Regions from separate parts of the Homo sapiens genome. Here regions 2, 3 and 4 are each linked to region 1. The links are chromatin loops, found by intact Hi-C in ENCODE. Cell type or tissue: Calu3. All regions are shown on one strand. Region 1 overlaps LOC105379133 (a long non-coding RNA gene). Region 2 overlaps LOC105379137 (a long non-coding RNA gene). Region 3 has its middle 39 kb from the start of SEMA6A. Region 4 has its middle 90 kb from the start of LINC02214.

Region 1 (2,500 bases):
ACGGATTTTGTAAGGCCTAGGGACTTTGTCTTTGGAGGTCCTGTCTCCATAAGGTAACATTAAAAATGAAAGTTTACGAGTGTGCTGCTATAAAGACAAACTTATGATGTTCTATATTAAAATACACCTAAGAATTCTTTTTTATTTTCTGCTAATCTTAAAGAAATTAGAAGATTTTTGTGGAGCTCCCCTTTTCTGCAAAGGATCGTGGGTCCTAGGCACTATCGTACTGCATCTAATGGAGAAGTCACCCTTGTCCCCAAAAGAATGGCATCTTGTTTGTTTCCTCCTATAAATAAATTTATCCCTGATTTCCAAGAACTCATAACCTAGATCATCTCTGATTTCACATTTCCTGCTGCTCTTATAGCTGCCCCCTGCTCAGGAAGATAAATAAATAAATAAATAAGACATAGGACAATTTCTAAATCAGAGTTTAATGGTCTTTGAATCTTAAAGGATTTATCAAGATAAGGTAGGAAATCAACTACCTTTTATGAGTAACTGCTATGTGCTGGTGTCATTTAATTTACGTAAGTTCCTATGAGTTAGAAATTGTCTCTCTTTTAAAGGGCCTTTCACAAAGGACCTAGGTATGTTGGTAACATGCTTGAAGTCATTCAACCAGAGAGGGTTAGAGCTGAGTCTGGAGCTCAGCCTGTCTGTCACCTCTGCTACACTTGCTGCTCCCTTTGCTTAGAACATTCTCCCCTGTTCCCCCCCTCCCCACCCCGCACCCCTACTTCCTTGTTATGACTGTGGCTGACATAAATAAATAAGACACAGGTCCATTTTAAAATCAGTTTAATGGCGTTTGAATTTCGAAGTGTTTATAAAGATAAGATAGAAAATCAGGGCTTTCCTTCAAGGCTGTTTGTGGCAAGCACCCTCAGATGGCAACCACTAGGTCATTCTCCATCATATCACACCACAGTGGTGCCCAACATTGCCTTTACAGCCATCTGGCATTCCTTGTTTATTTCTCTCTTATCTATGTGTTTATACTGTGTTTCAGTTTGTCTGTTTCTCCCCATTTCTAACCCCAGACTCAAGTGTATGGACCCCATGACAGCAAGGGTCTTTCCTTCCTGCTTTACTGCATGCCTGGCACACAGCCCGTGTTCAATAAGCATTTGTTGACTGAATGACTCAGAATCCAAAGCCTGTATGCACTGTAGGGGAAGAAAAATATATTTTTCTCATCCATCACTAGGTTCATGGATGAGGCCCCTGTAACAAAAGATAAATTAATGAGTGGAAAACATATACACACTTAGTTATTGGAAGTTTAACATGACACAGGAGTCTTTAAAGGAAATGAAGGCCTGAAGAAATGAGAAAGCTGGTGTATTTTTATGGTAGATTTTTGATGAAGAAGTGGATAGTTATGAAGAAGTATGATTGGGTAAAAAAAAAGTATGATTTAATGGTAATAAACTGTGTGTGGGAGGGTACTTAGCATGGACTGTTTGTTCAGATTCTTCTCTGTGACCCTTTTTCTTCAGAAATAAGGATGTTCTTTCCTACCAGTATTGGGAGGGCACAGTTCACATGAGGGTCTTGTGATCTCCTTCAGAGGAGGGTCAGAAAATTCTTCCTAGGTTTTAGGACCTGCTTTAGGGGAGAAGAGCAGGAGAAGGCGAGGGTGACCTTCCTGCTTCTGCTGTTTTCTCAAATGCCAAGGTGCCGTACTTTGGGGCAGCTTGTCCTGAACTCCATCAGCACATTAGCACATTATTACCACTGTGCACTGCTTCTCTGGATGGCTTGCTTTCTTTCTTCTTCTTTTTTTTTAATTTAAATTTTCTTTACTTAAAACGCAGCCAATTTTAAATTGAGATAATGTGACTCAATGAACAGGAAGCACAGGCTCAAAGTTCACAAGCTACATGAATTTGAAGAAATTGCTTAACCTCCTTATGGTTCGATTTCTTAAAATAAAACAAGGATGACAGAACAATGCCTCCCAGTCTAAATATAAGAGATAATAGAAAAACAAAACGTACCCTTATGGTGTACAAATAATAACATTAATCGAGGTTAACACAGCACAGTCAGTGTTGCTGTCATGGAATACTACAGGAGATTGCTCACCACCAGCATTATTACATAAGAAGTATTACAGTAAGCAGTGAGCTCAGAGATTGTCTATTACGAGATACTTTTTGGAGAGAGCATTGAAAAGGCAGATAGAAACAATGACTCAGCCAGTATTACTCATCTCTGAAGCAAAGAGCTGTGGGCTCCCGGTGTTGGGTTTGCATCCAGTGTTGACATCACTAAATGCTGCAGGAGGACTCCTGTGGTCTGAGTCCTGTTCATTTAGGAGATAAGACTCTCCAAAGAACTGGGTAATTTGCTGCGAGGACAAAAAAACCAAACACCGCATGTTCTCACTCATAGGTGGGAGTTGAACAATGAGAACACTTGGACAGAGGAGGGGAACATCACACACCGGGGCCGTTGTGGGGTCGGGGGAGTGGGGAGGGATAGCATTAGG
Region 2 (2,500 bases), 180 kb after region 1:
TTCACAATAGCCAGAAGGTGGAAACAACCCTAACGTCCATCAGCAGTTGAATGGATAAACAAAATGTGGTATATCCATGCTATGGAATATTATTCAGCCTTAAAAACAAATGAAGGACTGATACATGATAATGTCAGGCCTCCGAGCCCAAGCCAAGCCATCTCATCCCCTGTGACTTGCACGTATACATCCAGATGGCCTGAAGTAACTGAAGATCCACAAAAGAAGTAAAAATAGCCTGAACTGATGACATTCCACCATTGTGATTTGTTCCTGCCCCACCCTAACTGATCAATGTAGTTTGTAATCTTCCCACCCTTAAGAAGGTTCTTTGTAATTCTCCCCACCCTTGAGAATGTACTTTGTGAGATCCACCCCTGCCCACAAAACATTGCTCTTAACTTCACCGCCCATCCCAAAACCTGTAAGAACTAATGATAATCCATCTCCCTTCGCTGACTCTTTTCGGACTCAGCCCACCTGCACCCAGGTGAAATAAACAGCCATGCTGCTCACACAAAACCTGTTTGGTGGTCTCTTCACACGGACACACATGAAACTATGACTTGGATGAACCTTGAAAACATTAGGTTAAGTGAAAGAAGCCAGTCACAAAAGAAGCCAGTCACATACATATTGTGTGATTCCTTTTATATGAACTATCTGGAATAGATTAGTCCATAGAGACAGAAAGGAGATTAATCATTGCCAGGGGCTGGGGTGGTGGTGGAGAATGACTGCGTAATTTGTATCGAGTTTTCTACAGGTGTGATGAAAATGTTTTCGAAACAGGTAAGGGTGATTGTTGAGGACATTGCGAATGTACTAAATGCCACTGAATTGTATACTTTAAAATCGTTCGTTGTTATGCGAGTATTAGCTCAATTTTTAAAAATGTGCTAAGGTGAGTATAAACTTGCTTGGTGAGAACAGAAGGGCTGGAGTTAGGTACATGTGAGAATGAAAGGAAGGTAGATGTGAGTTTTCTCTCCCAGGAGCAGAAATCTTTTGCATCTACCCCTTTCCTAGTAACAGTGGCTCTTTCCCTAGATCCTGTGGGAAAGATGGCTTCCCACCTCCTCCCCGGCGATAGACTTGTCTTAACCTGCATCCCTCCCGGTAAGCAATGAGTGTATGCCTGGACCCTGGGGCAGGAGAGTTTGCTGCCCTCTGCTGGCAGATACGGCATCTGCTTCATAGGAGAGAAGGGTCTGGGGAAATAGGAAGTGTGTTTTCTCTCCCCAGCAGCTGTTGATCACTTCCTGCAGGCTGCATCATCCGGCTAACTTTGCGGAGTAGAGGTGGGAGATTTCTCTTCTGCCTCCTTTGTTCTGCCTGCAGGCTTTCTTGTGGGAAAGCAAGGTAGCCAGGGAGCCCACACTTCTATGAGTCTGGAGTTCCCGGCTATTCTATACTGACAGTCTAGTCCATGCTTGGCCTTAATGAATTTCTTAAAATTTTAGTTGATTTCTCCTTACTTGCTTGTATGCTGCCTACTTCTTTTTCTCGTGCTCTGTCGAAGATGAAATAGTTATATGCCTTGTCTGTGCTTGGGAGGGTTTACGTCTCCTTGGAATTTAGTTCACTTAGTGCCTAGATTGCTCAGCTCCAGAGAAGGTATGATTTTGTAGGTCATCTGTTTTTTTCTTATCGTTAAGTTTGGAGTGATATTAACTTATGGCTTTCTACAGTCGAAGTGGAAGTATGTGTGTGTGTGTGTGTGTATATATATATATATATGTTTGATCTATGTATAGATTTTCCACTCCAATCCATAGATCCAATCCACTGTTTTTCCACAGTGCCACTAAGTTTTAATTACTATAGTTTTATAATATACTTTAACCAGTAGGATAATTTCTCTCTCATTATTCATCTTTAATGAAAAAAAGATCTGGGTTATTCTTGTTTTTTTTTTTTCTTCTAAGTGATCAGCAGGATTATCTTTCAAGTTCTCCAGGAGATCTCATTGAAATTTTTATTGGGATTATGTTAAATATTAGAGTAGTTCTTTGTCAGCATTTTCAAATTCTTGAAGGACTATTTAGAATTCTAATTCTTCTTGGGTTAAATATGATAATTTATACTTTCTAAAATATACATTATCAAGGTTTTCACATATAGTAAAATATATTCACATTTTATAAAATATTTTCTATAGGATTTTAAAATCTATAGTTCTCTAGTTATATTTGTTTAAAATTTTTTTGATTTTTAGTTTATTTGCATATATCGTAGAGGTATATATTTATGGGGCACATGAGATATTTTGGTACAGACAGGCACAGTGTAATAATACCATCATGAAAAATGAGGTATCCATCCCCTAAGCCTTTATCCTTTGTATTTCAAACAATCCAATTATACTCTTTTAGTTATTTTGAAATGTACAGTTGAATTATTATTGACTATAATCCTGTTGCACAATCTGATTATATTTCATTTCTGATTTTTTATTCTACCTGATAAATCTTTCCAGAGTTTATCTTTTTCAGTATGC
Region 3 (2,500 bases), 150 kb before region 1:
ACGTAGCTACCATGTTTAAGTTTTCTACTTCTATCAAAAATTTACAACAGAATGTTCAGAGAACTTTCACCATTCCCTGTAACTATAGAAGACAAATTTTGGTACGAGATGACACAATTACGTTTGTCTCCTTTACACTGAGTGTATTTAACATTTTAAAATGTAGGCGATAGTCTCATTAGCTAAGAGAGAAAGTATTCTGAAAACATAATCTCAGATTTTATGACTGGGCTTATGTTATTTACTAACTTCCAGAAAGAGGAAAAAGGGTAAGAAAAGTCCTCAAGTTATTGTTTCATCTGCAGGAAACGACTTGAGCTCCTCCTGGAAGTGAAATATGCATTATTTTCTACAAGCCCACATGCTTGGTCAGCTCTGTTTGTATCCTGCCTGATGACAGTTTAATGATGGCAAAACTGAAACAGTGCATGTGAATTTCATAGTATATCCACCTACTCTATTGTGTTTTGAACATCAGTCCAAACAAAATTTTTAAAAACCTACAGAGAAAGCATTTGTATGTGTATATGTGTGTGTATGTATGTGTGTGTGAATATATAAATATGGCTTTTAAAGTATTTCATAAAGATATTGAAATGAAACAATCTTCTCATAAGAAATCGGGTGAGTTGGTATTACAGTTTTCTTCCTACCCTTTTTCTTTTGTGTATATTATGGGCATAAAGGTGTAGGAACAATTTACAATAGGCGAGTGCCACTGGGTTGATTAATTGGTTGAATGGGTTTCTTTTGATTGTGGCCAGAACAAAACCTGGAACTGAGGGCCAGAAATGGGCAGTGTCTTGGCCAGTGTCACATAGCCTGTTAGAAGCACAGCAGAGGCCAGCCCCTCAGCTCTCCTGATACCCAGTGGGTTGTCATTTCACTAGAGAAAGAGATGTAGTTGCTAAAATTTTCCCTCTTTCTTTGCTTTTCTTATTTATTTTTTTCCCATATGGTGTCTTCCATCTGTATCTTGATACTGTTTCTATTAGCAACAACAAAAGAACTCACTTTTGTTTTGATTTTTAATTTCTCTTGATGCATCCAAATCTTTTTCCCACTGGGTTCCCAGCTAACTCTGTCCACTCTTCTCGTCAATACTCTGTTCCTGGGAGGTCTGGGTCTGTTTACTATGCTTTCCTGGCTGAATCAAGATAGCAGGAAGAGTTGGAGTGCTGACTTTGTTCCGTTCTCTATTTTACCACAAAAGTAGAGGGAGGTGGGGTGGTGGGAAGAGAAATTTTAACTACGGGTGAGAAATTCTTTGCTTCCTTTTATAAGAGAGGGGGTTTTCCCATCACACCAGCTGCTGTGTAGTACTAACTCATGAATCAGATCACATTCTTTCACCACCTCGCCCAGTGACACCTTCCTCAAGGCTGGACCTCTGCTGAAGAGAAGCAGGAGGAAGCTCTGCAAGGTGTGCAGAAAATACTCAGCAAGTCTTGGAAGAAATACAATATACGGCCAGGCGCGGTGGCTCACCCCTGTAATCCCAGCACTTTGGGAGGCCGAGGCAGGCAGATCACCTGAGGTCAGGAGTTCAAGATCAGCCTGGCAACATGGCGCAACCCTGTCTCTACTAAAAATAGAAAAATTAGCCGGGCGTGGTGGAGCATGCCTGTAATCCCAGCTACTTGGGAGGCTGAGGCAGGAGAATTGCTTGAACCTGGGAGGCAGAGGTTGCAGTGAGCCTAGGTTTGTGCCATTGCACTCCAGCCTGGGCAACAGAGGGAGACTCAGTCTCAAAAAAAGAAAAAAGAAAAAGAAATACAATATACAACATGCGAGCAAACTGTCAAGCTTTGATTGTTGGCTCTTCCCCTCTTCCCATTGTAGGCCCTTGGGTAAGTCGTGACTACTTTGGACCTCATTTCCTCGTCTACAAAAATTACCTCCCTCACAGGCAGGATGTGAGGATTAGCTAAAGCATTTGGCATAAAGCCTGGTCTGGAGTTAATTATTCATTTTATCAGTAGCACCAACAGGTGGGACATAATTTCTTGGGAACATTCGCAGATTTTCTCTGAATCAAGAAGTCAAGAAACAGAGCTCTGGCACCCAACATCCTTCCCTCTCTATCCCCGCCACCATATACAAGTTTTCTTTCTTGGGAATAATGGTAGGAGAAAGAGTTTAGGCTCCTGGGAGGATGTCCAGATAAGACATCAGGGCCTCAGCCAAGAGGTCTGAGTCCTAGGTGTATTCAGGTCCTCAAAGAGAGCTTCAGTGCCAGGCTGGGCACTGAGGCAAAGCCCAGAGAGCCACCGCAGCACGGGTCCTTCCACCAACTCCATGGTTTACTGGCAAAGGACTCCTGCTGAGTTGAGGAGAGCAGAGCTAAGCCTGTGGAGCAATGGCATCACCTAATCCTTCCTGGTTGGCTGTGGCTCCCAGGTTCCCTCACCACCTGCTTGGGGGTAGGTTGTGCCTTCCTGCCATCTCCATGTACCTTGTGATATAGGCCCACTCCCTTCACACGCGAATATTGCCCTCT
Region 4 (2,500 bases), 93 kb before region 1:
AATGTGAGGCTTGAGCTTGGACTTTTCTCTGGGATTAGGAAGACATGATGAGCTTGAAACTGAAAAAGAAAAAAACCATTGATAGTTCTGTTTGCACTCTACCCCATTCTCATGGCCTCTAAGTGCACTTGTTTGTGTTTTGGTTGAACAAGGGAGGTGATTATTTCTTCAGCATGTGACTCTTTCAGTTTCAAGCATACACACAGGCTTTTCTCATCTCTGTGAGGTCACAGAGATATGCCTTTTACATGATAGGTTACTGAGGTTGGGGCTTGGTGCTGTGGGGGTGTACCAGTCAAACCTCCTTTGTCTGCTATGTTGGTTTCAGTTCCTTGCTGGCTGTTGGCTGGAGGCTTCAGTTTCCCTACCACATAGACCTCTCCATAGGGTAGCTCACAACATGGCGGCTGGCTTCCCCCCAGGGAGAGCAATGAGGGATGGGGAAAGAGAGAGAGAGATAGTTTGTGCAAGCAAGCAAGAGAGAGCAAAGGCCAGTGGCAGTCTTTTGTAACCTAATCTCAAAAGTGACATATCACTTCTGCCACATTCTTTTGTCACATAGACCAAACCTACTGTGATGTGGGAGGATACTATCCAGAGGTGTGGATGCCAGGAAGGATCAGTGGTAACCATCAAGACTGGCTACCATAAAATGCTTTTGTTGGTTTGGGAAACTTTCTGGGAAAGCTTTCCTGTTTACGTTGTGTTGGTAAAGTCTTGTTAAGCTTTCAGTCTGATGGTTTTGAATACAGGATTAAATTTGACGAAACTAATAGTTGACAAAGCATCTCAGAGAATGTGAGTTTATAACTGGTTGCTGACACATACATAACATCAATGGTGTGAAGTATGGATATAATGCATGTACACTTAAAAATAACTTTGTATAGTGAGCCAAGATCGTGCCACTGCCCTCCAGCCTGGACAACAGCGAGACTCTGTCTCAAAAAACAAACAAACAAACAAACAAACAAAAAAAATGCTTTGTATACCCAGATACTTTCTGTAAGTTTTAGTATATGAGATTTAGACTTACCTAGTCTTTACTCTTTCAAAGTTGTTAGATTTTTTTTTCTCTTGAATTGTCTTCAGTTGGCTGTAATTTTATGCAAGTATAAATATGCAAACAGCCTACCTATACTGAAAGTACCTTAGTTTAACTCATTTGATGGACTTTAACTGTTTGGGACTCCAGTGTTCAATAGTGCTTTGTACAGCAGAAGGAAGTATGTGTGGTAATAGGTCCTGACATCATACCACATTCCATTAGCTACTTATTCTTTTATTAATTAACATCCTTTGGCATATGGTATATTGATGGGCTGTGAAAGAAGCAGAGAGGTTGAGAAATAATATTTAACTAACTTGGACACTAAGCAAAACCTTGTTTTTGTGCAAAAGAATGCTCCATGCCTTAAGGGAAGAAGATGGAATGTGTTCCAGTGATTAAATAAATCATGTTGAGCTTGATTTTTGTTTCCTTGTTTTATCCTTCAAGGTACTAGGAGATTGGCATCTTGGAGGAACACAAATAGAGATTTCAGGTGACAGGGAGGGGCTTCTGGATTTGATACCTCATATATAAGGTGAAGTGATAATATGAGTGGTTTTTTTTTGTTTGTTTGTTTGTTTTTTGAGACAAGGTCTCACTATATCACCCAGTGATATAATGGAGTGTAGTGGCGTGATCTCAGCTCACTGCAGCCTCGACTTCTGGGCTCAGGCAATTCTCCCACCTCAACATCCTGAGTAGCTGGGACCACAGGCACATGCCACTATGCCCAGCTAATTTTTTCTGTACTTTTTAGTAGACATAGGGTTTCACCATGTTGCCCAAGCTGGTCTTGAACTCCTGAGCTCAAGCAGTCTGCCAGGCTTGGCCTCCCAAAGTGCTGGAACTACAGGTATGAGCCACTGTGCGTGGCCTGATAATATGAATTTAACCAAGTGTGTATGATAGATTATCACAGTTTCTTTAAGGAGGTACTCTGTCCAGCCCTTGGAGTCATTGGCAAGGATGACTCCAGGTTTTTGGAACTCTTTAGGAAAAATAATACACAATTACATATATAAATAAGGTATGAAAATAAATATTTATTTCGAATGAGAAAAGAAGCAACAAATAATTTATTTAAAATCTATTAATTACCACACACATCATGAATCCAGAAAAAAAGTCACGATAGCTTTTACCTCCACACATTTAAGAAAGCTTTTCTCTTTTACCACCCACAAACTTTTGGTACTGGGCACTGTGGGACAACTTTCTATCACAACATGACTTCAGGCCTTGTATCTTCACATCTCAACACTGGGTGAATTGGCACTGTGGGTGCTAGGACTATTCCTGAAGTTATTAATTGGGGATGACTAGTGATAACTGCACACAGAAGTCACTGCAAACCCCATAAACATATCACACTCAAACCCAGCCAGGGGATCCCCAACTCAACATCCCCTATCAGATACTGAAAATGCACATGGCCACTCTGGCTCCTTC

What was found. A loop is a pair of places that touch in the nucleus more often than their neighbours do. Peaks named below come from ENCODE experiments on the same cell type or tissue, not always from the same donor. Only the 100,000 strongest peaks of a DNase experiment are listed, where the experiment ranks them.
Region 2: it touches region 1 in a loop (5-fold over the local background); 5 of 110 quality-filtered maps call a loop at or near these places.
Region 3: a loop joins it to region 1, with 2.2 times the contacts of the local background. A loop is called at or near these places in 2 of 110 quality-filtered maps.
Region 4: a loop joins it to region 1, with 4 times the contacts of the local background. A loop is called at or near these places in 2 of 110 quality-filtered maps.

The regions. Positions count from the first base shown.
Region 1 is chr5:116,764,529-116,767,028 of GRCh38, forward strand. LOC105379133 (a long non-coding RNA gene) reads left to right here. Exons shown (of 4, transcript XR_948689.3): 1 at 1-53. Among named protein-coding and RNA genes, the nearest start is that of LINC02214, 3.6 kb to the left of the region's middle. RefSeq lists an enhancer at 1-37. In Calu3, no CTCF peak of the experiment used is centred here; DNase peaks (open chromatin) are centred at 1,113 and 2,253.
Region 2 is chr5:116,946,933-116,949,432 of GRCh38, forward strand. The region is part of intron 1 of LOC105379137 (a long non-coding RNA gene); the gene reads right to left. Among named protein-coding and RNA genes, the nearest start is that of LINC02214, 190 kb to the left of the region's middle. In Calu3, a CTCF peak has its summit at 1,157 (motif pointing left); a DNase peak (open chromatin) is centred at 1,169.
Region 3 is chr5:116,612,822-116,615,321 of GRCh38, forward strand. No RefSeq gene overlaps it. Among named protein-coding and RNA genes, the nearest start is that of SEMA6A, 39 kb to the left of the region's middle. In Calu3, no CTCF peak of the experiment used is centred here; DNase peaks (open chromatin) are centred at 1,360 and 1,880.
Region 4 is chr5:116,671,126-116,673,625 of GRCh38, forward strand. No RefSeq gene overlaps it. Among named protein-coding and RNA genes, the nearest start is that of LINC02214, 90 kb to the right of the region's middle. In Calu3, no CTCF peak of the experiment used is centred here; a DNase peak (open chromatin) is centred at 1,247.